2 separate regions of the Homo sapiens genome follow, and region 1 is linked to region 2. A link is a contact called in ENCODE Hi-C data. All regions are on one chromosome and are shown on one strand. Each heading gives the region's core, a stretch centred on a gene start or an enhancer-like site at or near the end of the contact. The rest is flanking DNA. Distances are from core to core; before and after follow the strand shown.

The links. Hi-C counts contacts between places; a loop is a spot of excess contacts on that map. Pooled maps may share reads with other maps.
Region 1: a loop to region 2 is called in a map with no recorded cell type, with 25 times the contacts of the local background. The contact joins two enhancer-like sites. A Hi-C loop is called at or near these places in 2 of 37 single-sample maps with no recorded cell type and 1 of 50 pooled maps.

The regions. Positions count from the first base shown.
Region 1 is chrX:11,791,489-11,794,233 of GRCh38, reverse strand. No RefSeq gene overlaps it. Among named protein-coding and RNA genes, the nearest start is that of MSL3, 35 kb to the right of the region's middle. Within about 2 kb of position 1,258, at least 5 of the 41 ENCODE cell types and tissues checked have a DNase peak (open chromatin) inside an H3K27ac peak, as active enhancers do.
Region 2 is chrX:6,737,864-6,740,563 of GRCh38, reverse strand. It overlaps a transcript of PUDP not described here. Among named protein-coding and RNA genes, the nearest start is that of VCX3A, 200 kb to the right of the region's middle. Within about 2 kb of position 1,388, at least 4 of the 41 ENCODE cell types and tissues checked have a DNase peak (open chromatin) inside an H3K27ac peak, as active enhancers do.

The DNA.
Region 1 (2,745 bases), core at 9-2,508, 5.1 Mb before region 2:
GGTCCTGTTATTTTTTCCTAGGTCGGGGTTGGAGCGGGTGTCACTGTCACTGCTCTTCTCCCAGCAGACCTTCCTACAGCCCCTGCCGATGGAACAGAGGCCTCAGAGTTGCCACGTGCAGAGCTTCTGCTGGCATCTTGACCGTGGTCAGTTTCTTTGTGGTTTTTATGGCCCTCCATGGCCATGATCTCAGCCACCTTTTGGCTTCACTCGCTTGTCAGGTCTCAGCAGTGCCTGGCCACAGCAGGTGACATCTTCTATACATATGCTTATCACTCTGAGGGGTCAGCAATTTCACTGTAGGCTGAGCCATTTGTCATAAGTGACACCATTTTGAGACATTTGGGATCAAGAAACATGATTACATATCATCGGGGAATTTAGACAATTATTTTCGGGGGCAGTAAACCATTAGGGAGAATAAATGGACGGTGGAGGTGAGAAACAGACACTAAGAAAGGTGAGAGGTGGAGGTGCACAGGAAGAAAGGTTGTCTTATTATGCAGATGGAGTCTTCCAGGTCATCTTTCTGAGCTGCCCTCAGAAGAATAGATGAAAAGTCTGTCTGGGTCTGGTGCTAACTCCCAGTTTTTTATCTTCATAGATGGTTGATCTTTCCTAGATATTTGATGAGATCCCTAGGGAGGCGGTTTAAGACAATTACATTTCTTTTGGAAAGATGCTTTCTTAGTGAGATAAGGAAATTCCAGAGACAGTCCCTCCCAGAGCTTGGGGGACAAGAGGGAGGCAGGGGGAGACAAGACAAGGTAAGAGGGACCTTGATTCTGACGCCTCTCTGCATGTCAAAGCATGAGTCTTGGGGTATTGCTTTCTGAGCCTCAACAGACTCATGTCAGGCAGAGGAGCTGAGATAACTTCTATGGCAGGAGTAGGAGGAGCTCAGGCAACAACTGCTATTCTAGTGATGTATAAATTTTCAGTCTAAAGCAGTTCACATGTTGTCTGTGTGAAGCAATGAACACTGAATGCCCAGAGCTATTTTAACACATGAGCTATATGGACAAGGATACACAAGAGAAGTTAATCAAGTCCCTTCACACTTACCAAATAGGTACTTTGTAAAAGCAACTCTCCAGAGAGACGTGGGTTTTTCTCACAATTTCCCCCGGGGAGCACACTGGGCCACGCACCTCCCTCCAAACCTCTGCTGCACCATCTCAGGAAGCAGAGGCCTGGAACCGTGCCTGAAACTCCTTCACTCTGCAGGTGCGTGGTGACAGCCTGGCCCGGGTGGCAGGCTGGAAAATATGACGACACAACCACAAAAGGCAGCATTTTCACACTAGCTCTTACAGACTGTTAGTATCTGTCATTCAACATTAGAGAAAAACAAAGCCCAGAGGGCAGCAAGATGAGAAGTATTTCTATGCTGGTGTCTCATTTGCAAGGAAAAAATAAAATGTGACCTCATAAAGCACCAAAGTATCACCAATGAAATAAGAGATGTTAAGAGTTTGCTGAAAAGTGCAGAAGTTAAAAAAAGTACTAACTACTAAAAAGTGGTCAAGAGGGTTTTGAAGTCATAACTTTCCTTTTGATTCATTATTCAGAACCCAAGAACTCAAATATTTGGTGTCATGGGAACATAAAGCTAGTAAATGTGTTCTGCAAATAGCAACTATCCCACTGTTTGTCTTTTGCTTACCAAATAGCATTTCACGTTATCAAATATCCTTTTTCCCAGGACATTAAATGATTTTATGGAATCTAAAAAGCAATGGTAATTAAGTAAGGAAAAATGTTGTGCCTCCATGTGTACCCTCAAGTAATAAACAGATTCAATACATGGTGCTTGATGCTATTAGTAGGGGATGATGCAGATGATACGAAAATAACAAATACAAGCTCACTATGTGATCATTTTTGTATTAACTTCAGTTAGTTTCAGATACTTTATGTGGGTATTATTAGAATCAGAGATTTCATTCCTACATAATTCATTTTACTTTATTTTTTATTTTTATTTTTTGAGACAGGGTCTCACTCTGTCACCCAGGCTGGAGTACAGTGGCACAATCTCAGCTCACTGCAACCTCTGCCTCCCAGGCTCAAGCAATCCTCCCACCTCAGCCTTCCAAGCAGCTGGGACCACAGGCGTGCATCACCATAACTGGCTAATTTTTGGATTTTTTTTTGTAGAGACAGGGTCTCTCCATGTTGCCCAGGCGATCCACCTACCTTGGCCTCCCAAAGTGTTGGGATTACAGGTATCAGCCACTGCTCCTGGCCTCATAATTCATTTTAAATCTATTTAGAATGCAGGAAAAACACTATTTATTTAGACCAGAGGTCAGAAAAATAAAATCCACAGGACAAATCCTGCCTGCCACCTGTTTTTCTGTTGTTTTTTTGTTTGTTTTTGTAAATAAAGTTATATTAGAACATAGCCACGCCCATTCATTTATGTATTACCTCTGGCTGCTATTACACTACAATGGCAGAGGTTGAGTGGTTGCAACAGAGACTTTATGGCCCACAAAGCCTAAAATATTTACTACCTGGCCCTTGACAGAAAATATCTGCTGACTAATACACTAGACATTTCATTATTTACCCTCACTATCACTATGGCACAATAAATAACATATGTAAAATTTCAATATCTGATTTTCCTGGAGAAAATTAAAGGAATTTATATTAAGTTTTGGTATATTCCCTGCAAATATGGCTGCCAAGTAGTCTGCCTTTGCCATCAAGACCTGGAGTTTATTTTCCCTTCCCTTG
Region 2 (2,700 bases), core at 139-2,638:
AAAACAGATTCTTTAAATTTGCAAAAACCTTACTCTTAGGGACATCTCTAATGGTCCTTGAGCTTTATAAAATCTGATAAAAATAAATTTAATATTGAAGTGAAAAATCTGGAATAATTCAGAAACAACTCTATAAAATAGGTATCCTTAATTGTTAAAAATATAATCTTTTGTCTCCCTAGTTAAAGGTCCAACCATGTGTACAAAGAAGTGTCTATTCCATGACAACAGATTTTTGATCAATTATTTTCCCAATGGGAGAATGCTAATTACCAAGTTATCCTTTGGGAAAATACCAAATACCAAATAAAATACCAGATAAATAAAATAAAATAACAAACACCAGTGCTGCATTTCACAAAAATTATTACTTGGAAAACCAATTCCATGGAATGCAGGGTGACCACCCACCCCACAATACGGAAAGTTGCCAGGATATAGGACTTTCACTCCTGAAATTGTGACAGTATTGGGCAAACCAGGATGAGTTGATCACCCTAAAGGAATAGGGAATAGTAAAAATTACCCTGCTAAAGGTGTCTATGATCAAACATGACAGAGACATTCTGCGATAAATAAAATTTGACCATTGTCTTTACTGTAACCATTCACAAAATCTTAGTAGGCTAATAAATAAATGAGAAGAGCATCAGTTGGGCACTGCCTATTCCCAGGTTCTAGAAACTAAAATACTACTCCAAAAATAGCCAGGTATTAAATTTTAGCTCAGGTTCCATCCCTCTTGGAACATGAAGACAAGCTCAAAGTTTTACAGTAAAACTCCCTTGAAGATCAACAGATGAAGGAGGAAATATTTGGAGAAGAGAGGGAATATTTGTGCCTCTATCTAAATCACATAGTGGAAATTATTTGTAAGTTCATTCATTTTTTCTTTATCCTACTGTTCTCTTTCTAGGGCTTCTCAGCCTTGACACTATTGACATCAGGGGCTGGACCATTATTGTGGAGGGCAGTCCTATACTTTGTAGGATGTTAAGTGGCATCTCTGGCCTCTGCCCAACAAATGCTAGCAGCACCCCCGACACACACACTCTGCCATTTCCAGTTGCGACAACCAAAAATGTCCTCAGACATGGCCAAATGTCCCTGGAGAGGAGCAATGTTACTCCGAATTGATAACCTATTTGAGCCAGTCTGAAAAATAAGGTCCCACAAACAGAGAAGCAAGCTCAGGAAGCGGTTACTCAGAAAAGCAAACCCCTTTCAGGAAATTGTCCTTGATGGCTTCTAGGTCACTGCAGCTTCCTAAGGGATGCCATGTGACTGTTGAGAGTGGAAGTGTTCCTATCATCCATGTGCACGATTTCAGCAAAAAGCAGGCCCTTCCGTGAACCATTTTCGAAACCTTGAAGAAACAGACATTGGTGTTCAACCGCAACACCTGGCGTGTGAATGTGGCTCTATCAGATGATTAACTTAGCTCTCACAAACACAATTCAGGAAGGAAAAGAACATGCAAATAGTTGTTCTCATCACTCTCAAAAACTGCTAATTGTCCCCCTCACTAGCTACTAGAGGCACTCAGGGCTGCAGGAAATGGTGACTCAACGCAGGTGTTTGTACTCTATCTCTCTCTTCCTCTATTTCTTTGCTGTCTTCCCATGCGACCTTCAATTTGTCAATTAAATTCAAAAGCACCGAAAAAAAGAGGAAAGGCATTTAAAAATGTCTGGCAATGATTAATGAACCCATCAATGCAGTAATCAAATTCCCTGGGTTTGAGGCAGGTTTTCTCATTCTCAACTTTGACATTTGAGGGTTTGGGGTAGGTTTTCTCAACTTTGACATTTGAGGGTGAAGTCATTCTCTGTGGTAGGGGCTGTGCTGTGCATTGTCGGGTACTGAGTAACATCCCTGGTCTCTACCCAACAGATGCTAACTGGGTTATTGCAACCCAAAATGTCTCCAGACATGGCCAAATGTCCCTAGGGAAAGAATAATCCCTGTAGAGTATCACTAGTTTATGGGATAAAGATGAAGAGAAAATGGACAGTTGCTCAAAACATTTAGGAAAAATCTAAGGGTAACTTTCAAAAATACATATGCCTGGATTCCACGCTTGGAGACTTAGAAGTCATTGGTGTGGGATTCAGCTGGGGTACAGGATTCTTTAAGCCTCCCCAGGTGGTTCTAAGGTGCAGACAGAGTTGGGAACTACTCATCTAGAAAAGAAGACAATAATGACCAGAGTTCCAATAAAGCTTCACAACACTTCTCAGAAATCGACACGCATGGCACCAACAGATTCCATTACATTGTTGCCCATCATCCATGATGGTTTTGTAAGCTGTAGAATTGTCCTCAGTTCTAGAAACTGTGTGTGTTTCTGAGTGTCTAAGAACTCTTGTACATGGACTAAATTAGATGATGTGGACTGGGGGACCAACCACACCCCCTGGGATATGAGAAACCAAGAGTTGCATCAAGCACTGCCTGCACCTGCATCTGCTAGCATTGTCCAAGGTTTTCTAGGGTGCCATGATGGCATCTTCATCTACTCCTTTTTTTTCATATCCAGTTCATTAAGTCCTGCCTGTTGAACTTTAAAAACATATCCAGAATATGACCTCTTCTCATTAATCTCATCATGACCTTCTAGAAACTGCTACCATTGGGTCTTTCAGGATAATAGTAATACTATTTGTATTTTTTGCTTCAGTGCTCGCATCGACAGCACAA